Linked DNA regions of Homo sapiens: regions 2 and 3 are each linked to region 1. A link is an interaction called in ENCODE POLR2A ChIA-PET data of the cell type or tissue named here. Cell type or tissue: Panc1. All regions are shown on one strand. Links, peaks and the distances in the headings refer to the core of each region. The heading gives the core; the rest is flanking DNA.

Region 1 (7,784 bases), core at 2,133-4,632:
TTTGTATTTTTAGTAGAGACGGGGTTTCACTGTGTTAGCCAGGATGGTCTCGATCTCCTGACCTTGTGATCCGCCCGCCTCGGCCTCCCAAAGTGCTGTAATTACAGGTGTGAGCCACCGCGCCCGGCCTTTTTTTTTTTTTTTTTTTTTTTTTGAGACAGGGTCTCGCTCTTTCACCCAGTCTGGAGTGTAGTGGCACAATCACAGCTCACTGCAGCTTCAACCTCCCAGGTTCAAGGGATTCTCCCACCTCAGCCTCCTGAGTAACTGGGACTATAGGCACGTGCCACCACACCCAGATTTTTTTTTTTTTTGGCTTTTTTTAAAAAAGCCAAAAATAAATGAGAAAATTAGAGTTTCACTTTCTCATGAATGTGTGTTGGCATTTTCCAAAGGTTATGTGACATGTGATGCTCTCTCATGGATTTGATGGCTCATGGAATGTGTGCCTGTATGTTCTTGTATGTTAAGAATTTCTCAGTTTTGGCCGGGCACGATGGCTCATGCCTGTAATCCCAGCACTTTGGGAGGCTGAGGCACGGGGATCACTTGAGGTAAGGAGTTTGAGACCAACCTGGCCAATGTGGTGAGACCCCATCTCTACTAAAATATAAAAATTAGCTGGGTGTGATGGTGCACACCTGTAATCCCAGCTACTCGGGAGGCTGAGGCAGGAGAATCTCCTAAGTCCGGGAGGCAGAGGTTGCAGTGAGCCGAGATTGCACCACTGTACTCCATCCTGGGCGACAGCGAGACTCCATCTCAAAAAAAAAAAAAAAAGAAAGAAAAGAAAAGAAAAAGAATTTCTCAGTTTTAATATCTAATTTTGTAAATAGTGATAGCTATACTCACACAAACAAAAGCTCTTTTGGATCCTTGGTTGCATTTGAGTATAAAGGAGTTTTGGAACCAAAACATTTGAGAACTGCACCCCTAATGCATCAGAAGGAGCAGGAGCCTTTAATATGAACAACACACATGTAAATGTCACAGTGTACCTGCTTGCTTGCTTGCTTGCTTGTACTTCCTGTGACCGCAGCCCTGGGCCACCAGACCTAAGGCCCTGTTTTCTCTGGGGAAGCCCTTCTCATAGCCCAGGGCGGGGCTAGGATTGAAACCCAGCTGGTCTGGCTCCAGAGACCTGCCCTGGACTCTGTCCTGCTTCTAAAGACCTAGGGAGCACCCACTCTGTGCCTGAGGAGGCAGGTGGCACATCTACCCAGGTTGCATGGTTGGCTCTGGCCTATCATGTTTTAAATCTTTTTTTTTTTTTTTTTTGAAATGGAGTCTCACTCTGTTGCCCAGGCTGGAGTACAGTGGCGCAATCTTGGCTCACTGCAACCTCTGCCTCCTGGGTTCAAGCAATTCTCTGCCTCAGCCTCCCGAGTAGCTGGGATTACTGGCACTCGCAACCATACCCGGCTAATTTTTTGTATTTTTAGTAGAGACGGGGTTTCACCATATTGGCCAGGCTGGTCTTGAACTCCTGACCTCGTGATCCACCTGCCTTGGCCTCCCAAAGTGCTGGGATTACAGGCGTGAGCCACTGCGCCCGGCCCTATCACATTTTAATAACCAGGGATGGGACTGAACTTGAATTTTGACCTCAGAGCTCCTGCTTTCTAGCTCCTGCCCCATCATCACCATGCTTAGCAAACGTGTGAGTTTGAGAGGAAGATTTACAGCTCAGACCTAATTGCTGGCAAAGTTTAAGGAGAGGACAGGGAGCAGGCAGAAGTCTGAAAACCACGCCTGGGCCCAAGAATGTTTTCACAATGTGGCCTGGCTGCACAGGGAAGAACAGACAGCTTGAAGAAGTAGTGAGCTGCCCGTCTTTGAAGGTATTCAAGCAGTGGCTAGAGGGACACCTGTCTGTGGTCTTGCAGAATCCTGGCGTTGGGCAGTGACTGTACCACAGACCCTGAGGCCGCTCTGCTTTGCTTTCCTATGACATCAGACACCCTGATGCACGCCCACCTGTTAATGACCTTGCCCCATTTTCTCTTTCAGATTCTGCCCCCGTGGAGACTCCCAGAGGGAAGCCCCCACTCAACACCCGCTCCCAGGCTCCGCTTCTCCGATGGGTCCTTACACTCAGCTTTCTGGTGGCGACAGTTGCTGTAGGGCTTTATGCCATGTGAATGCAGGCATGCTGGCTCCCAGGGCCATGAACTTTGTCCGGTGGAAGGCCTTCTTTCTAGAGAGGGAATTCTCTTGGCTGGCTTCCTTACCGTGGGCACTGAAGGCTTTCAGGGCCTCCAGCCCTCTCACTGTGTCCCTCTCTCTGGAAAGGAGGAAGGAGCCTATGGCATCTTCCCCAACGAAAAGCACATCCAGGCAATGGCCTAAACTTCAGAGGGGGCGAAGGGATCAGCCCTGCCCTTCAGCATCCTCAGTTCCTGCAGCAGAGCCTGGAAGACACCCTAATGTGGCAGCTGTCTCAAACCTCCAAAAGCCCTGAGTTTCAAGTATCCTTGTTGACACGGCCATGACCACTTTCCCCGTGGGCCATGGCAATTTTTACACAAACCTGAAAAGATGTTGTGTCTTGTGTTTTTGTCTTATTTTTGTTGGAGCCACTCTGTTCCTGGCTCAGCCTCAAATGCAGTATTTTTGTTGTGTTCTGTTGTTTTTATAGCAGGGTTGGGGTGGTTTTTGAGCCATGCGTGGGTGGGGAGGGAGGTGTTTAACGGCACTGTGGCCTTGGTCTAACTTTTGTGTGAAATAATAAACAACATTGTCTGATAGTAGCTTGAAGTAGTTTTCATGGGCTTTGTTATTCTTGGGGAACTGACCTTTTCCTCCCTGGTTTCTTGCGTGCTCGGTAGGAGAAGTGGTGATAGGGGGTTGGCAGGAGCTGGTCTGTTTGAGAATACAGAAGGTGAGCTTTTCTTTTCTTTTTTTTTTTTTTTGAGATGGAGTCTCACTCTGTCACCCAGGCTGGAGTGCAGTGGCGTGATCTTGGTTCACTGCAAGCTCCACCTCCCAGGTTCAATCAATTCTCCTGCCTCAGCCTCCTGAGTAGCTGGGATTACAGAAGTTCATCACCATGCCCAGCTAATTTTTGTATTTTTAGTAGAGATGGGGTTTCCCCATGTTGGCCAGGCTGGTCTCGAACTCCCGACCTCAGCTGGTCCACCTGCCTCAGCTTCCCAAGGTGCTGGGATTACAGGCGTGAGCCACCGTGCCTGGCCCAGGAGGTGAGCTTTAAGTAGCTGGTGGGCGAATATTTGTGTTGAACCCTGCTTGATGCAATTCTCGACTTTATGGAAGATGGGGTTGCCCTGTTTGGTGGAAATGAGCAGATTCTGGGGCAAAATTTGTATTTTCTGTCCAGTGACTATTAGGGACTGGAGTGAAATTCTTAGGTTCAAATTCCTGCTACACCACTTTGAGGTTAGTCACTTAACCTCTCTGAGGCTCCATTTTATCACTGGTGACATGAATATAGTGATACCTAACTCACCTATGTGTCCTGAGAAGCAAACAAGATGCAAGTGAAATGCCAACGCCATACACAGTTAGCACCTATTATGCAAAGAAGGAGACCAGTGTTTTGTGATTCTTGTACTGTCGAGTCACCTCATCTATGTCATCCCTGTGTTGAGGGGGTGTTTCCACTATCTGAGGGTCAGGATGGATTTCACTGAGGTCTGTCCAGCTCTAAAACCCAAGCCCTTTCTATGGCCCTAAGTCAAGAAAATACTAAATATGTAGCCTCCCAATCTGGGAAAGTGAAAAACCTTTTGCTGAAAGTGTCCTGGGCAGAGCATGGGACAAGATTTTTTTTTTTTTTTTTTTTTTTTTTTTGAGACAGGGTCTGGCTTTGTCCTCCACACTGGAGTGCAGTGGTGTGATCTTGGCTCACTGCAACCTCCACCTCTTGGGCTTAAGCCATCCTCTGGCCTCAGCCTCCTGAGTAGCTGCGGCTACAAGTGCACACCACCATGCCCAGTTAATTTTTGTATTTTTTTTTTAGAGATGGGGTTTCGCTATGTTGCCCAGGCTGGTCTCAAACTCTTGAACTAAAGTGATCCTCCCACCTTGGCTTCACAAAGTGCTGGGATTACAGGCGTGAGTCACTGTGCCTGGCCAAGGTGTATTTTTTTTTTTTTTTTTTTTTTTGAGATGGAGTCTCATTCTGTTGCCCAGGCTGGAGTGCAGTGGTGCGATTTCAGCTCGCTGCATCCTCTGCTGCCCAGGTTCAAGCAATTCTCCTGCCTCAGCCTCCCAAGTAGCTGGGATTATAAGCACATGACACCGCACTCGGCTAATTTTTTTAGTTTTAGTAGAGACAGGGTTTTACCATGTTGGCCAGGCTGGTCTTGAACTCCTGACCTCGTGATCCACCTGCCTCGGCCTCCCAAAGTGCTGGGATTACAGGTGTGAGCCACTGTGCCCAGCCAAGGTGTTTCTTTATAGGACCAGTACCTAAGGACTGGAAGTCAGGAGACCTTTGTCACTAGTCTGACTATGCCACTTCAAGGCTCATTTTGTTCACTGGTAAAATGAGAACAATACACATACCTCTCACAGCTGGTGGGAGGATCCAGTGGTGTCCAAACACCAGTCTGTGCATGGTGGCATCAGAATTACTTGGAGATACTTAACCACAGAATCCAGGGCTCCACCTGGGATGGGGCTCTAGAATTTTTTTTTTTTTTTTTTTTTTTTTGAGACGGAGTCTTGCTCTGTCACCCAGGCTGGAGTGCAGTGGCGCGATCTTGACTCACTGGAAGCTCCGCCTCCCGGGTTCACGCTATTCTCCTGCCTCAGCCTCCTGAGTAGCTGGGACTATAGGCACCCACCACCATGCCCGGCTAATTTTTTGTATTTTTAGTGGAGACGGAGGTCACAGGTTTCACCGTGTTAGCCAGGATGGTCTCGATCTCCTGACCTCGTGATCCGCCCGCCTTGGACTCCCAAAGTGCTGGGATTACAGGCGCGAGCCACCGCACCCAGCCTAGAATCAGTATTTTTGAAAAGTACCTTAGGAGAGTCCAACGCGCACCCAGGTCCAGGAGCACGTATGGTCACGTATGCAAAGCATAGGCATTCAAATAGCAGCTGGAGCTGGGCACGGTGGCTCACGACTATAATCCCAACACTTTTGGGAGGCTGAGACAGGCGGATTTCTTGAGGCCAGGAGTTTGAGACCAGCCCGGCCAACACAGTGAAAACCTGCCTCTACTAAAACCACAAAATTAGCTGGAAGTGGTGGCGCATGCCTGTAATCCCAGCTACTCCGGGGGCTGAGGCAGGAGAATCACTTGAATCCGGGAGGCTGAGGTTGCAGTGAGCCGAGATCGCACCAATGCACTCCAGCCTTAGCAACAGAGCAAGACTCTGTCTCAAAAAAACAAAACAAAAACCCAATAGCAGCTGGGACTCTCCTGCCCTGGGCCCAGTTTCCTCATTTGTGAAAGGGGAATAGATATTCATTGTACTGACAAAGAAAGGAAGGAAGAGGGGAGGGGAGAGAGAGAAACTATCTTGAATTTTACTAATAGGAGAATGGCTGAATAATTTTTTCCTATCAATTGTCGAACAAAGCCAGACACTAGTTAAAGTGGTAAGGACGACCGGGCACGGTGGCTCATGCCTGTAATCCCAGCACTTTGGGAGGCCGAGGAGGGCAGATCATGAGGTCAGGAGTTTGAGACTGGCCTGACCAACATGGTGAAACTCTGTCTCTACTAAAAATACAAAAATTAACCGGGCATGGTGGCGCGTGCCTGTAATCCCAGCTACCAGGAGGCTGAGGCAGGAGAACTGCTTGAACTTGGGAAACGGAGGTTGCAGTGAGCTGAAATTATGCCACTGCACTCCAGCCTGGGTGATAAAGCGAGAATCCGTCTCAAAAAAAAAAAGTGGTAAGGACAGATTTTAATCAGTAATGATTATTGCAACAGGGAAGAGAGTTCAGTATGAACTGAACTCAGCTTTAATTTGTATAGAGGTATTTTAAAGGGAGGTTGACCAGCCTGGGCAATATGGTAAAACCCCATCTCTACAAATGAATAAATAAATTCGCCGGGCATGGTGGTGAGGTTGAGGTGGGAGGATTGCACGAGCCTGGGAGGTCAAGGCTGCAGTGAGCTGTGATTGCACCACCGCACTCTAGCATTGGCAACAGAGACCCTGTCTCAAAAAAATAAATAAAAAAAATAAAGGAAGATTGAGGGAGGAAGGGGTGGGCAAGTGATTAGTAGAGTCAGGGAAGTGAAATATTACAAAAGGTTAAGTCAGTGTAAATGCAGTGAGGCTAGCTGTGTCTGCCAGTTGGCAATGATCAAAGTTAGAATTTTTGCCTCCCACAGAGCCTGGGAGACAGAGGTCACATCCTCGGTTGTTGCCTGGAATAAACGGTAAACATTTACCAGCAGCCTTGAGTTTTCTCAGGCAGGCACCTTAGCGGGGGCTGGCTAGAGTCATTTTAGAGATGTTAGCAGCTGTTAGAAACTGTTAGTGTTTGTTTAAGTCTTTTTTTCTTTTCTTTTTTTTTTTTTTTGAGATTAAGTTTCACTCTTGTCGCCCAGACTGGAGTGTAGTGGCACGATCTCGGCTCACTGCAACCTCCGCCTCCCAGGTTCAAGCGATTCTCCTGCCTCAGGCTTCCAAGTAGCTGGGATTACAAGCGCCTGCCACCACGCCCGGCTAAGTTTTGTATTTTTAGTAGACACAGGGTTTCACCATGTTGGCCAGGCTGGTCTTGAACTCCCGCCTCAGCCTCCCAAAATGCTGGGATTACAGGTGTGAGCCACGGCGCCTGGACTGTCTTTTTTTTCTTTTTAGAGATGAGTCTCGCTCTGTCGCTCAGGCTGAAGTGCAGTGGTGCAATCAAAACTCACTGCAGTCTCAAACTCCTGGGCTCAGGCCATCCTCCCACCTTGGCCTCTTGAGTAGCTAGGACAACAGGTGTGCTCCACCATGCCCAGCTAATTAAAAAAAAATTTCAAGCCGGGCGCAGTGGCTCATGCCTGTAATCCCAGCATCTTGGAAGGCTCAGGCGGGTGGATCACCTGAGGTCAGGAGTTCAAGGCTGGCCAACATGGTGAAACCCTGTCTCTACTAAAAATACAAAAAATTAGCCAGGCGTGGTGGCACACACCTGTAATTCCAGCTACTTGGGAAGCTGAGGCAGGAGAATTGCTTGAACCCAGGAGGTGGAAGTTGCAGTGAGCCGAGATCGTGACACTGCACTCCAGCCTGGGCAACAGAGTGAGACTCTGTCTCAAAACAAAAAAAATTATAAAAAAATTTCTAGAGAAGCGGGATCTTGCTATGTTGCCCAGGCTGGCCTCAACTCCTGGACTCAAGGGATCCTCTCATCTTGGTCTCCTGAAGTGCTAGGATTACAGGCATGAGCCACAGTGCCTATAGATCAAGGTTGAGGCTTAGAAGTGAAGGGAGCCCAGAGGAACCTGGCTAGAGTTTGGTCAAGGAGAGTCTTTGTCACCATACTACAGAAAATTAAGCAGCTGTTAAACAGAATGAGGCCGGTCTGGGCATGGTGGCTCACGCCTGTAATTCCAGCACTTTGGGAGGCCGAAGCGAGTGGATCACTTGAGGCCAGAAGTTCGAGACCAGTGTGGGCAACATGGTGAAACCCTGTCTCCACTAAAAATACAAAAATTAGCTGAGCATGGTGGCGCCTGCCTGTAGTCCCAGCTAGTTGGGAGGCTGAGGCAGGAGAATCGCTTGAACCGGGGAGGCAGAAGTTGCAGTGAGCCGAGATTGAGCCACTGCACTCCATCCTGGGGGACAGAGTGAGACTCCCTCTC
Region 2 (7,784 bases), core at 3,518-6,017, 490 kb after region 1:
TTTATTTTTTTTGAGATGGAGTCTTGCTCTGTCACCCAGGCTAGAGTGCAGTAGCACGATCTCGGCTCTCTGCAACCTCCACCTCCCAGGATCAAGGTATTCTCCTGCCTCAGCCTCCCAAGTAACTGAGATTACATTAAGTAGCATTTTAGTGGTCTTTATTTCTGAAATGTGCTCGGAAAAAAAGACTATACCGAGAAAAGGGAGCAAAAAGAGTACTGTTTTCCTTGTAACGTTTATTAATATATAATAGGCAGTACCACAGCTCATCTTACAGATGAAAGACCCTTAAAGCCTCAAAACAAAACTCCTTTAAACGGATGCCTAAATGGGTTCACTTCCTCTGCTCTGAAAAAGGGTATTGTAGTCATTCTATAATCTATCTAAAATTTACAAAATAAGTCATATTCTAAAAATGCATTTTTATTTCAGTTTTTTAGAACTCTGATCACATTCTCCCATTAAAAGAAACACACACACACACACACACACACACACACACACACACAGATTTATAAATGATGGCTGTGTTTCTAGACCAGATATCACAAGAACCTAGTAATCATGGGGAAAACGTTTGAGCACACTGTACCAGTAATGTACCTGAACTACTATCCATCTGAAATAAAAATAAACAAAAAACAAGATAGCTAAAATAGCAGAAAATTACAAATAATGCCAATGTAATTAAATAAGAGATACTTTTCCCCCAGATCACCTTGCACGTTGGTTGGTAGAAGACAAATTTAATCACTGACTAAGAAAGTAGAGACTTCTGTAGATTTAGAGGAAGGAGTAGGAGTACTTTCAAGGGTTTTAGTCACTGGTGCAACTTTTTAAAAAATAATTTCAATTTTATTTCAACACCTACTGCATTCCCATTTTCCCTGATACAAATGTAATTCTAGTCAATCAACCATAAATTAGGTAATTTTTTATTTGATAATGAAACAAAGACATGAAGATAAGGAAAAAGAAACAGCAAGATTTAGAACAGAATAGGGAAGCAAAAAGTAATGCTTAATAAGTACTTGCTAAAAGGACAGGAAGGGAGAAAGGAAGAGAAAAAAAAGAGGGGAAAATGTGGATATATAAAAGAATGCTATTAGTGTAAGTAAAGATTAAACAGTAGAAGAGAGAACTGGAGGTGAAGGGTAGAAAGGCAGACCTAACATACCCATGATATTTTTAAAGGAGAAAGAGACTTGGTGATAAGGAGGAGACCCTGAATCAGTTCTCAGTATTGCCACTCAGGAGTACAACAGACTCAGAACTGCTGGGATGGGTCTGAAACGGTAACAATCATAACTAACATATACTGAACATTTACTATGCACCAAGAACTGTTCTGAGAGCGTTACATGGCTCAAAACAACCCTCTGTGATAGATATTATGTTATTCTCATTTTACAGATGAGAAAGCATGGTAACTTATCCAATGTCATTCAGACAGAATGCATCAGAACCAGATTTGGACCCAGTTAATTTGGTTCCAAAGCTTGTGCCATTAAAGCACTACTGCCTCAATAGTACAAAGCACTGGTCCCTGCGATGTGAGAGAGAATAGCTGATGTCAGCTAGAGTTCTACCACTATAAATTCTATAGTTACTAAGTATTCCGTTACTGAAAAAAATCACAGGTAAAAAAACCTCTAGAATTTGACAAATATTTATTGAACACCATTCATTATTCTAGACACTGAAGATAATAGCAGCGAATACACCAGACAAAAAACTCTAAAAGAGGAGACAGGTGGGAAAAAAAGTTTTTATTTTACATACATATACATACTACTACTACTACTACTACACACACACACACACACACACACACACACACACACACACGGAGTTTGTTTTGTTTTTAAAGATACAGGGTCTCAAGCCAGGCGCAGTGGCTCACTCCTCTAATCCCAGCACTGTGGGAGGCCGAGGTTGGTGGATCCCCTAAGGTCAAGAGTTCAAGACCAGCCTGGCGAACACGGTGAAACCCTGTCTCTACTAAAAATACAAAAAATTAGCCGAGCATGGTGGTATGGACCTTTAAACCCAGCTACTCAGGAGGCTGAGGCTGGAGAATCACTTGAACCCAGGAGGCGATAGCTGCAGTGAGCCGAGATCATGTCATTGCACTCCAGCCTGGGTGACAAGAGTGAAACTCCATCTAAATAAATAATAAAATAAAATAAAGATACAGGGTCTCGCTCTGTCACCCAGGATGGAGTGCAGTCTGCACAATTAGAGCTCACTGCAGCTTTGACCTCCTGGGCTCAAGCAATCCTCTTGTCTCAACCTCCAAGTAGCCAGGACTACAGGTGCATGCCATCTCCCAAGCAGCTAGGACTACAGGTGTGTCCCACCAACCCTGGCTAATTTTTAAACTTGCTTTTGTAGAGATAGGGTACCACTATGTTGCCCATGCTGGTCTTGAACTCCTGGCCTCAAGGAGTTCCTCCCACCTTGGCCTCCCAAAGTCTTGGGATTATAGGGATAAACCACCATGCATGGCCTGTTTTTTTATTTTTTATTTATATTGTCACCCAGGCTGGAGTGCAGAGGCACGATCTCAGCTCACTGCAAGCTCCGCCTCCCAGGTTCACATCATTCTCCTGCCTCAGCCTCCAGAGTGGCTGGGACTACAGGCGCCCGCCACCACACCCGGCTAATTTTTTGTATTTTTAGTAGAGATGGGGTTTCACCATGTTAGCCAGGATGGTCTCAATCTCCTGACCTCGTGATCCACCCGCCTTGGCCTCCCAAAGTGCTGGGATTACAGGCATGAGCCACTGTGCCTGGCCGTATGGCCTGTTTTTATAATATTTAGAAGATAAATGCTATGAAAAATTTAAAGTAAAATGGCTTTCAAAAGGCCTTATTGAATAGGAAACATTTGAGCAAAAATTTGAAGGCCAGGAGGAAGACATGAGTATATCTGGAGAGAAGCATTACAGGCAGAAGAAACAAGTACAGTAAGCCCTCCATATTTGTGGGTTCTGCATCCCTGGATTCAACCAACCATGAATGGGAAATATTTGGGGCAGGAGAAATAATTCGTACTGGATATGTACAGTCTTTTTTTCCTTGTCACCGTAAATCGTGTTCCAGAAACAATATAACAGCTATTTACATAAAATTTACACTTCATTAGGTACTATAAACACTCCAGAGATTATTTAAAGTATACAGAAGAATATGTGTAGGTTATATGCAAATGCCACACTATTTTATATCAGGGACTTGAGCATCTGCGGATTTGGGTATCTTTAAGAGGCTCTGGAACCAACCCCCTCATGAATACCATGGAACAGCTGTACAAAGTGCCTGGCAAATTTGAGGAATGGCCAAAAGGCCTAAGTAGCTGTGAGAAATGAGAACAGGAGGAGATGAAAGTCAAACAAGTACCTAGGAGCAGGCTTGACTGGAGCCTTGTGGGGACTCTAGCTTTTCTTCTGAGCGAAACACATCAGTGGATTTTGTGCATGATCAGATTTATATTTTCAAAGGATTATGTCAGATGTTGTGATTAGAATAAATTCTTCAGTGTCAATAGTGGAGATAGCGAGACCAGGTAGCAGACTATTACAAAAACCTGGGCAAGAGAAGATGGAATACCGAACCAGGATAGAAGTGGCAGAGCTAGTAGGATGGGCACGGCAGCTCACGCCTATAATCCCAGCACTTTGAGAGGCCAAGGTCGGTGGATCACTTGAGGCCAGGAATTCGAGACCAGCATGGCCAACATGGCGAAACCCTGTCTCTACTAAAAATACAAAAATTAGCTAGGCATGGTGGCGCATACCTGTAATCCCAGCTACTCAGGTAGCCGACTCACAAGAATCGCTTGAACCTGAGAGGCGGAGGTTGCAGTGAGCCAGATCATGCCACGGCACTGCAGCCTGGGCGACAGAGCGAGACTGAGGAAAAAAAAAAAAGGAAGAAGAGCTAGTATGGATTGAATTTAGGTTATTTTTGAAAGGCAGAACCTAAAGGATTTGCTAATTAACAGGACCGCAGTGAGGGAGAAAGAGGAGTCCAGGATGACTAAGGTTTTTTTTAGCTCAAGTAACAGAAAGATGTCATTATCTGAGAAGAAGAAAACTGTGGGTTTAGCAAGTCTGAGGGCAGAGGAAGGCAAGTAAAGGCCAGGAGCTCAGCTTTGGACATGTCAAGTTTGAGGTAACTATTATATTACAGATGGAAATGTCAAGTAGGCAGTTAGATATGAGCTTCTAGAGAGAGTTCTAGCTAGAGGTATACATTTGAGAGCCAAGAACATACAGACAGAATTTAACACCCAGTGTATCATCAGAGTCCACTGGGCCCAACTTTTCTTTTCAAGCAGTTCAGTTCTACCTGTAAGAATTTATACTTTATGATTTTTCTTTCTTAGAGGTATTCCAAAAAGAAAACAGAAAAACGAAATTGTTACTTTAAAAATAAACTATTTTATCTTGTAATAATACATGTATTCCTTGGACCCTTTTATAAACCTAAGATTCACTGTGAAATTTTAGAAGATCTTTATTTTTCCTACATCTTGAAACATTCTGACTTTTCAGCAACTTTTACTTTTTAACTATTCCCAGCCATGGAAGGAAGGGAGGGAGGGAGGGAAGGAAGAAAGGAGGGATAGGCAAAAAGGACAAAAACCATGAGGTATTATAAAAGGGATTAAAAGATATAGACAGCATTCAAATGTGATTGATGGTTACTGTAGGGGTAATATCTAATTAGTTGCATGAAACTTTGACAGCTGGGCATGGTGGCTCACGCCTGTAATCCCAGCACTTTGGGAGGCTGAGGTGGGCGGATCACGAGGTCAGGAGATGGAGACCATCCTGGCTAACATGGTGAAACCCCGTCTCTACTAAAAATACAAAAATATTAGCTGGGCGTGGTGGCGGGCGCCTGTAGTCCAGCCACTCTGGAGGCTGAGGCAGGAGAATGGCGTGAACCTGGGAGGCGGAGCTTGCAGTGAGCCGACGATCGCGCCACTGCACTCCAGCTTGGCAACAGAGTGAGACTCCGTCTCGGGTGGCAGGGAGGAGGGGGAAGAACCTTTGGTCAGGCATGGTGGCTCACGCCTATAATCTCAGCACTTTGGGAGGCTGAGGTGGGAAGATCACTTGAGATCATGCATTCAAGACCAGCCTGTGGCAACACAGCCACAGACTTGTCTCTACAAAAAAATAAATAAAAATACAAAAATGGTGGCACACATCTGTAGTCCCACCCAGCTACTCGAGGGGCTAAGGAAGGAGGATAGCTTGAATCCAGGAGATTGAGACTGCACTGAGCTGTGATCGCACCACTGCACTCCAGCCTGGGCAACAGAATGAGACTCTGTCTCCAAAAAAAAAAAAAGGAAGAAATTTTTTTTTAATGTCTAATGCAGTTGTTTTTTCACTATCCCTTTATTCTTATTTCTTAATTATAAGAAAACTTAGGGCCGGGCACAGTGGCTCACACCTATAATCCCAGCACTTTGGGAGGCCGAGGCGGGTGGATCATGAGGTCAGGAGTTCGAGACCTGCCTGGCCAATATGGTGAAACCCTGTCTCTAATAAAAATATAAAAATTAGCCGGGTGTAGTGGCATGGACCTGTAGTCCCAGCTACTTGGGAGGCTGAGGCAGGAGAAATGCTTGAACCCGGGAGGCAGAGGTTGCAGTGAGCCAAGATCACGCCACTGCACTCCAGCCTGGACAACAGAGTGAGACCCTGTCTCAAAAGAAAAAAAGAAAAGAAAGAAAAGAAAAAAGAAAAAAAAAAGAAATGAAAAGAAAAGAAAACTTAATATATGTTAAAGGAAAAAAACATTTTACCCGGCTGGTAAAACTTTCCTGGTTAGCTGAGAACTAAAGCCATGAGAGTGGATGAAAGAGAATCAAAAAAAGAGGTGAAAGGACTTGGCTCAAAATATTACAACTTTAAAACTGAGTACAAACTTCCAAAGAGGTGGGAAGAAAATCAGGAAAGTATGATGTCCTGCAAGTCAAGTATCCAAGAAAGTGAATTAGAGAACGAAGTGATCAGTGATAGAATATTCTACAGATAGGTCAAGTAAGATGAGGGCTGAGACCAGACCACTAGATTTAGCAGCATGCAAGTTACTGGCAACTTGGACTAGAGCCCTTTCAGTGGTGTGGTTGCAATAAAAACCTGGCTGCGTGGGTTTAAGAGGAGAACTGATATAATCAGATATAATCAAATATAAACAACGCTACTGAGTTTTGCTTTAAAGGAAAAGAAATTCAGCAGTTGCTGGCAAAGTGAGGTCAAGAGTATTATTTTTAAATAAGTGGAAGAACAGCTTAACTGTATGCTGACGGGACTAATCCAATAAAGACAGAAAACTTGATGATCCCAGAGAGAGGGAAGAGAATTGCTGGATCCATGTCCTAAACAGACTAGCAGAGATAGGACCTAGTATACAACTGGAAGGTTCACCTTATATAGGAATGCAAATGCTTCATGAGTGAGGGGACAGTTTATTCATACTGATGAGAGAAAGTGGGTAAATACGGGGGTGGGAAATCCTCTCCTGATTGCTTCAGTTTTGCACATATCATCTGGTACTTATGACTTGTAAGCAAAAGCCAAAAGAAGCAATTTAACAACAGCATGGCATTCTGGGAGCCTAGATGGCAGAGTATTAGGGCTGCTTTCTCACTTGCCCTCTGGGTTTCTGTTCTCTAAAATCCTTGCAATCACTAAATGGCATAACTTTTTCTACAAAAGAAAGGCAGGAAATTGGGGGGCACAAAAGAGTCACTGATCCATACTGACTCTGAAATCTAGCAGGGCAAACACTGAAAGTTCCTTGATTAGGTCTCAACACTGGGAAAAGAATTCTCCATGACTTTTGCCTTCATCTCTAGGCTCCTGCTTCCAACCTCTGAGTCATCTTTCCCTTTTGATGAAAGGTGGCATGTGTTAGCTCCTGAGCACTTTCTCAGCCTGCTTCCTGCCAGCAGAATGCTAGGGGTGTCCGACAGCCTCTTTTCATTTTGTACTGTTTCTTTTCCTGTTCAGTCCTAGCTACAGTGGATTTCCTGCATATCTCACCACAATAGACAAAAGCTATACCCATAGATCTCTCCAAGAGGAACTCTTCTACCTCTACCTTGGGCTCCTGCTAAAAAGGCTAGAAGCCCTATTGTTTGACGGAGAGGCCTTGAGTGTGACTGAAGAGGATGCTAAGGCACTACCTTCTCAGGTCTTAACAGCAGGCTTTAAAGGCACAGTCTTGGCTTTATCTTTAGACCGCCATTCTCCCCGGAGTGGCTCTTGAATTGATCTTTGCCGTGTCTCAATTTCATCACCCTCTGCCAACCAGAAAGGCTGAGAATTTTCAAAATCATCAAGTTCTGGCTCCTTTTTTAACAGTGCTTCCCTCAATTTATTTATTTCCCCTCATACTTTAAGCAGCAAGAAGGAACCAGAGGGGATCTGCAATGTTTTGTTTAGAAGTTTACTTAGCTAGATCTCTCAGTTCATGAAACACACTTTCTGCTTTCCACAACTATAAATGATAGTGTTGCTAAACTTTCTACCACTACATAACAAGGATCCCCTTTCTTCCAGTTTCTTTCCTTTAAGACCTCGTGACAATCGCCTCAAAGTCCCATTTTTATAATGTGTTCAAGGTATTCTAATCTTATACTAACACTCTCCTTAAAAGTCCACTGCCCAGTTTCAAAGTCACTCCCAGTTTAGATTTTCACCAAAAAGCACCCCACTATTGGTACCAAAATCTGTAGTTATCTCTTTTTTTTTTTTTTT
Region 3 (7,784 bases), core at 3,091-5,590, 640 kb after region 1:
AATGACCAGGCAGAACAAAGAAAAATTGGACCCTGCCCTGGAAACAAGCATTATGTATTTAAGGAGAAAGAGGAGAGTTAAACGCCTACAAATCATAGAAGAGGCAAAATGCATCCATGGCAGCACAAAGACCAGATCATTTCTTTTCTTTTTTTTTTCTTTTTTTTTTTTTTTTGAGACAGAGTCTTGCTCCGTTGCGCAGGCTGGAGTGCAGTGGTGCAATCTTGGCTGACTGCAAGCTCCGCCTCTCGGGTTCACGCCGTTCTCCTGCCTCAGCCTCCCGAGTAGCTGGGACTACAGGCGTCTACCACCACACCCGGCTAATTTTTTGTATTTTTAGTAGAGACAGGGTTTCACCATGTTAGCCAGGATGGTCTTGATCTCCTGACCTCATGATCCGCCCGCCTCGGCCTCCCCAAATGCTGGGATTACAGGCGTGAGCCACCGTGCCCGGCCGATCATTTCTTTTATATACATCTGCAGCCATTTGTTTAGAAGCAGGTAGTTAGGAAACATTACAGAGGAAGAGGACATTAAATATTTTCGGTCACTGGCTCATGCCTGTAATCCCAGCACTTTGGGAGGCCGAGGCAGGCAGATCACCTGAGCTCAGGAGTTCGAGACCAGCCTGGCCAACATGGCAAAACCCCGTCTCTACTAAAAAATACAAAAATTAGCTGGGTGTGGTGCCGTGCACTTGTAATCCCAGTTACTCAGGAGGCTGAGGCAGGAGAATAGCTTGAACTCAGGAGGACAGAGGTTGCAGTGAGCTGAGATCATGCCACTGTACTCCAGACTGGGTGACAGAGTGAGACTCTGTCTAAAAAATAAATAAATAAAAATATTTTCCTAGAAAGAATTTTTAGCTGCAGAAACTGTTGCAGTTCTAACATTTATTCACTTATTCATTCAACAAATTATGGGCAAGTGTCTGGAATACCAAGATGACAAAAAAAAAATTATTCTTAGTCCCAAAGAGCTCACAATCTAGGGAGGAAGAGATGAACAAATCCAAAGACAATTGCAATGCATTATGATAAGGGAGTCATCTCTCACAGTGGCCAAGAACATAGACTCTGATGTCAAACTGACATGGGTCTGAGTCTGACTTTGCCATATATCTTACCTTGGACAAGACCTTAGCATCTCTGAGGCCTGGTTTCTTCATTTATGTGACAGGCACTGGTAGTTACCAACCCAATATCCATTCTCCTCTTACTCCATCCTAGCAGAACCCCAATTTTGTTCAGGACAGAAATCTGCTTAGCAATTAAAAAAAAAAAAAAATTCTCTGGTTCCCTGAAAGCTAAGGGTGGCCACGTAACACCATCCTAGCCAGCGAGATGTGGGTGGAAGATAGCATTCCTTCCTAGTTAATAAGACAAAACCGCTGGGCATGGTGGGTCACGCCTGTAATCCCAGCACTTTGGGAGGCTGAGGCGGGTGGATTACCAGAGGTCAGGAGTTCGAGACCAGCCTGACCATGGTGAAACCCTGTCTCTACTAAATACAAAAAATTATCCAGGCGTGGTGCTGTATGCCTGTAATCCCAGCTACTTGGGAGGTTGAGGCAGGAAAATCGCTTGAACCCGGGAGACAAAGGTTGCAGCGAGCTGAGATTGTGCCACTGCATTCCAGCCTGGGCAACAAGAGGGAAACTCTGTCTCAAAAAAAAAAAAAAAAAAGACAAAGCCACAAGAAGAAAAGAAGAAAAGGCTCTTTGCCCTTTGTCCTTTGCCCTTCACCCTTTCTCCTGCCTGGAACACACACCGGAAAAACAGCAGACATCTTGTCTTCAAAATAGCAGAAGCCACATGCTAAGAATAGTACTGCAGGGAAGGGTGGCTCATGTCTGTAATCCCAGCACTTTGGGAGGCCAAGGCAGGCAGATCACTTGAGGTCAGGAGTTCGAGACCAGCCTGGTCAACATGGCGAAACCCCATCTCTACTAAAAATACAAAAATTAGCCAGGCGTGTTGGTGCAACGTGGTCCCAGCTACTTGGGAGGCTGAGGCATGAGGAGCGCTTGAACCCAGGAGGCAGAGGTTGCAGAAAGCTGACATCACACCGCTGCACTCCAGCCTGGGTGACAGAGCAAGACTCTGTCTCAAAAAAAAAAAAAAAGAATAGTATTGTAGATCCACCATACCAGCCCGAGCCTGTCTATGCTAATTTATTGTTATTTGAGAAAAATAAGTCCTCATTTGGTTAAGCCACTGCGGACAGGTTTCAACATGTGGCCAAACTCAACTCCTAACTGATATGATCTATAAACCAAACACAATAATAGTACCTCCCCTGACATTCTTTTGACCACTAAATAATGCATGTAAAACACTTAGCATGACACCTGGTTCACAAACACACTCAATAAATGTTAATTTAGACCCTTTTACTACGCTATTGCATCTACTATCTTTATTAATATGATTATTATATATGCCAAAAGCAATAGGGGTATTACAGAAAGATGTAACTCCGTCTGCCTGGGGGAGAGAGAACAAGTTTCACCCAGAGTGTTACATTTGACCTGGCTCTTTCAAAATGAGGAGGAATTTCCCAGGGAATGGTTTCTGATAAAAGGTAGTAAATTCTTGTGTGCCCTTTCCATGGGCTTAGAAGAGTTTGGCACTGCCCACTGGGTTGCTACCAGGAGAAAACTCAGCACAGGGCTTGGAGTCAAAGGACCAGGACTGGAGTCAGCTGCGGTCTTCAATAGAACAAAGACTGGGAGAGTTAAGTGGGCTGTCCATCTGTGAAAAGCGAGCCAGAGTACCTAGCCACAGGGCTATTGCGAGGTCTTTAGGAGATAAGAGATCTTGGGAAAGATCTATTCAAATGCCAGTTGCAGCTAACCCAGTAGTCTGGTTACCTACAAGCTGGTGGTGTAAAATCTCTTTGCGTTCTTTGAGAACATGATCACTTTCCTAATTCCTGTTTTTTGTTTCTGTGTTCCTAGCACCTAGCACTGAGCTTGACATAAAACTTGGCTATTCCAAGACTCCTGAAGATATTAAAAAACACAACTGCAGACCTAAGATTTTCCCTAGAAAAACAGATAAAGACCCGGAGCAGATAATCTTAAAATACTGTCTTAACCAGGCAGTCCTCTGAATAAAGACAGGGTCTAAGTCCTTCCCCAAAATTGATCACCTCTCTAATCAGAGCGAAGAGAGGAGATATAAATAGAAGAGACCATTTTCTACTCCAAAGCTTTCTTTTCAAAAAAAAAAAAAAAAATTCAGAGAATACCCTTGATAATTCATGGGCCAGAGGAAGTGGAAGCAGCTCCTGCCATGTGCCTGGCTGATCTGGGAGAAGATACAGAGTCTAATGAGAAACTGAATTCAGCAAAAAAGGAACGAGTGATGTTTAAGCCTCATTAGGGCTATAGAACCAGCGTTCTGACAAAAAAATACTCGCTATTGACTTTGACCTCACTTCCCTACCTCCCTCTGTTCGTGGGATTATTGAACCAGGGTTTTTCCTATAGGCCAGAACCTTGCCAGCCCTTTTGCCCTTCACATAATGTGTTTGTCTGGTTTCTATTTCTGTAGTTTGATGAAGGATGATAGCAGGGTATTGAATTGTTGTTTTTCATTTAGTGCAGTCGCCGCCCTCACCCTGCCCACCACCCCCCACCCTGCTCTCAAGTCATTTTCATTGTCTGTTTTTTGCCTTGAGGTTTTTATTGCTTCTTCAGAGTGGAAGAAGGCTTTGTTTTATTTTGTTTTCCAGGCGCTGGTATACATAACCTCATGGATCCATCCTTCCTGCAAAAATTATGGTGTTTCTAAATCGGCAACAATTTCCTTTCACTGGGGAAAGGCAGGGAAGGGTCAGATATTTGCTGAGCCCATAACAACTACCAGGTGCAAAACTAAGTGGGGTTTTTTTGGTTTTGTTTTTTGGATTTTTTTTTTTCGTTTAATCCTCACAACCGACCAGAGAAGCAGGTAGTATTACATCTTATTTTACCGATGAGAAAACTGAGACCCAGAGAGGTGAAACGACCAGCTCAAGGTTACACAAGATGGTTAGTGACAAAGAAACTCTTGTCCCCCCACTCCATGTCCACTGCCTTCCAGTGCTTCACCCTGTGCCTTTCAGAACTTTTTAGGGTGTTTTACTTTGGGCAGATACAAATCTCATAGGGAAGAGGGGACAAAAAAGTCTAACATTTTTTTCTCTGAACCTGAAGTTAATAACTTCTTCATCCTGCTTTCCACTGGGAGCATAAGCTTCTGAATTTTTGTTTTGTTGAGGCATGGGGTCTTCATTGTCTTCCTTGTCCCTGCTGGCACCTGCTCAGGTATCTTCCTCTGGGTCCCTGTCCTGCTGTCAGTATCGATCCGCACTGGGCTCCACCCAGCTGACCTATCTGATCCTTGTTGTTGAGGCACTGAGATTGCCTCTGTCAAGGACATGGGGAAACCTTGGGTTTTCCCACTGTTCTGGGGGCCTTGGGACGCTCCAAGAGGCTGTCTCCAGCCCCTGCAATGTAGACACAGAGGAGGCATCCTTACTCCTTGGACATCGCGCTGGGAGGGGAAACACTGCAAAAGCCACCGCCTCCAGGGCCTGTAAAGAGAAGCCAGGCTCAGGTCTTTGCTCCTTCCAGATGCCACAGTGACCCCTGGGCTCCGTTTCTCCCTCTTTCCTCCCTGAGGCTCCATCTGTAAAGAGGCAAGCGAGGAGGATCCTCCAGAGACCCATACAAGACTCTGGTTCGCCTCCCCTCTCTCCTCAGCCCCTGCTGCCTTTGCCTCTCCCAGGTGGGGCTGCCAAACCTATCCTGGCTGATTCTGCTTCGTTTGAACCTCTGGATTTTGTAGGACATAGACTTCATGTCCAGAATCATGTAGGTTTCAAACTTTTGGAGTACAAAAGATGAGGCTTTTGAAACACAGAGACTTTTCTCTCCAGCCACACATTTCAAAACATATTTTGAAATTCAAAAGCTGAGTTCAGACTCTTCTTCTCTTTGCATTTCCACTATAATAGTTTTATTCCTGAGGGCGAGAACAGCAGAAGATACCTGGGAGAGTGAGGGAGGAAGAACATATGTTAATATTTTTCAGCAATGACAATGTCTGCACTACGTCCTTCTGCTGTGAATTCAGGGAGATAGTTCCAGCCTCCCCGGGAGTCAGGATGGGGATATATGATAACATTCTGGCCAGGGGAAGATGGGTAAAAGTGACAGGGGCCACTTCTAAGCTTGGCCCCAAAAACATCCCTGCCAATCCTCTAGCCCTCTCTTTTCCTTCCACAGCAGCTGCAGAGACCATGAGCTGAAGACAGAAGCATCACAAGAGGAAAGGAGCCTGGATCCCTGAGTCATCGACTGGAGGAGAACTGCATAAGAAGCTGCCCCAGGCCTGGCACGGTGGCTCATGCCTGTAATCCCAGCACTTTGGGAGGCTGAGGCGGGCAGATCACCTGAGGTCAGGAGTTCAAGACCAGCCTGGCAAACATGGTGAAACCCTGTCTCTACTAAAAATAGAAAAATTAGCTGGGTGTGGTGGGCACTCGTAATCCCAGCTACTTGGGAGGCTGAGGCAGGAGAATTACTTGAACCTGGGAGGTGGAGGTTGCAGTGAGCCGAGATCACGCCACTGCACTCCAGCCTGGGTGACAGAGCAAGACTCTGTCAAAAAAAAAAAAAGGAAGCCGCCCCAGCTGCATCAGACTGTGATATGAGAGAGAAATAAGCCTTAATTTTGTTAAGCCGCTGAGGTTTGGTTTTCGCTTGTTGTTGTTGTTTTTGTTTTTATAGCAGCTTGTGTTCTTTATGCTGACTAATATAATATCTAAATATTGTTCTGCCTCATAATCAATATATTTAAAAAGCCAGAGATGAGGAATCAAAAGCCTGACTGCTTTGATTAAAATCTATGAAGTTGAAGGTGCATAACATGCATGCCAATTTTAAGATAATATTAAATATTATCTTTGGGCCAGGTGCAGTGGCTCACGCCTGTAATCCCAGCACTTTGGGAGGCCAAGGCGGGAGGATCACTTGAGGCCAGGAGTTAAAGATCGGCCTGGGCAAACATAGTGAGACCTCCACCTCTACAAAAATAAAAATAATTAGCCAGGTGTGGTGATGAACACCTGTGGTCCCAGCTACTCAAGAGGCTGAGGTGGAAGGATTGCATGAGCCCAGGAGGTTAACGTTGAGGCTACAGTGAGCCATGTTCAGGCCATGGCACTCCAGCCTGGGCAACAGAGCAAGACATCATCTCCAAAATAAATAAATAAATAAATAAATATTATTTTTGGACAACAGTCAAAGCTTGATATTGAAGGAGAGTGATGGGAAAGAAAACAAGAATGACACCTCAATTCTTTTCTTTCAATCAGCCTGGAATAATAATTGACATATTGCGACACTCAATAAGCAATAATTGAATGAATGAAAAACCTGTTAACCAACACAATCTCGTAAAACTCAGGCCATTTGCTATTTTAGGTCTTATGGGGAAGAGCAACGGAGGTAGAGAGAAAAAAGTAGGAAATATAGAATGGCAAGGTGGAAATCATTTTCCAGAAGGCATGCCCCTTTGCCCATTCCCACTTTTGTCACTTAAAATGGTGCTTATCAGTTACTGATATTCTGTAGCCTGCTTGAATTTCTGTAGCAAATTTCTGTAGCCAGCTTGAATTTCTCCACAGAAAATGGATTTTTATTTTCTATTGCATTGTCAGGCTGCAAATTTTCCAAACTTTTATGTTGTGCTTCCTCTTGAAAGCTTTGCCACTTAGAAATTTATTCCACCAGATACCCTAACTCATCTCTCTCAAGTTCAAAGATTCACAGATCTCTAGGGCAGGGGCAAAATGCCACCAGTCTCTCTGCATAGCAAGAGTGACCTTTACTCCAGTTCCCAACAAGTTCCTCATCTCCATCTGAGACCACCTTAGCCTGGACTTTATTGTCCATATCATTATCAGCATTTTGGTCAAAGCCATTCAACAAGTCTCTAGGAAGTTCCAAACCTTCCCACATCTTTCTGTCTTCTGAGCCCACCAAGTCTCTAGGAAGTTCCAAATGTTCCCACACTTTCCTGTCTTATTCTGAGCCCTCCGAACTGTTCCAACTCTGCCTGTTACCCAATTCCAAAGTTGCTTCCACATTTTCAGGTTTATTTATAGCAGCACCCCACAGTCTAAGGTACCAATTTACTGTATGAGTTCGTTCTCACACTGCTATGTAGAAATACCTGAGACTGGGTAATTTGTAGAGGAAACAGTTCTAATTGACTCGCAGTTTAGCACGGCTGGGGAGACCTCAGGAAACTTACAGTCATGATGGAAGGGGAAGCAAACGTGTTCTTCTTCACATGGCACCATGAAGGAGAAGTGCAGAATGAAGGAGAGAAAAGCCACTTATAAAACCGTCAGATCACTGGGCGTGGTGGCTCATGCCTGTAATCTGAGTTTGCTGCCCTTGATGTTCAGTTGGGAGGGAGGCTAGACATGTTAATACGTAAGGATGTGGCTGGTGCACGATACTAAAAATACAAAAATTAGCCGGGAATGATGGTGTGTGCCTGTAGTTCCAGCTACTTGGGAGGCTGAGACAGGAGAATTGCTTGAATCCAGGAGGCGGAGGTTGCACTGAGCCGATATCATGCCACTGCACTCCAGCCTGGGTGACAGAGCGAGACTGTCTCAAAAAGAAAAAAAAAAAAAATTAGCTGGGTGCCGTGGCAGGTGCCTAAAATCCCAGCTACTCAGGAGGCTGAGGTGGGAGAATCACTTGACCCTGGGAGGCGGAG

What was found. ChIA-PET counts read pairs that join two places held together with the same protein. Peaks named below come from ENCODE experiments on the same cell type or tissue, not always from the same donor. Only the 100,000 strongest peaks of a DNase experiment are listed, where the experiment ranks them.
Region 2: POLR2A ChIA-PET joins it to region 1 with 6 read pairs; 2 of 35 experiments call an interaction of 5 or more read pairs at or near these places.
Region 3: POLR2A ChIA-PET joins it to region 1 with 9 read pairs; 2 of 35 experiments call an interaction of 5 or more read pairs at or near these places.

What each region holds. Positions count from the first base shown.
Region 1 is chr22:35,391,458-35,399,241 of GRCh38, forward strand. It overlaps HMOX1 (heme oxygenase 1), which reads left to right. Exons shown (of 5, transcript NM_002133.3): 5 at 2,011-2,750. The coding sequence ends at 2,141. Among named protein-coding and RNA genes, the nearest start is that of MCM5, 4.8 kb to the right of the region's middle. In Panc1, for the core only: no CTCF peak of the experiment used is centred there; no DNase peak of the experiment used is centred there; H3K27ac peaks cover 1,098 bases.
Region 2 is chr22:35,876,232-35,884,015 of GRCh38, forward strand. All of the region lies in intron 2 of RBFOX2 (RNA binding fox-1 homolog 2), which reads right to left. Among named protein-coding and RNA genes, the nearest start is that of RBFOX2, 150 kb to the right of the region's middle. RefSeq lists an enhancer at 6,667-7,168. In Panc1, for the core only: no CTCF peak of the experiment used is centred there; no DNase peak of the experiment used is centred there.
Region 3 is chr22:36,032,925-36,040,708 of GRCh38, forward strand. No RefSeq gene overlaps it. Among named protein-coding and RNA genes, the nearest start is that of RBFOX2, 8.0 kb to the left of the region's middle. RefSeq lists an enhancer at 2,303-3,046. In Panc1, for the core only: no CTCF peak of the experiment used is centred there; no DNase peak of the experiment used is centred there.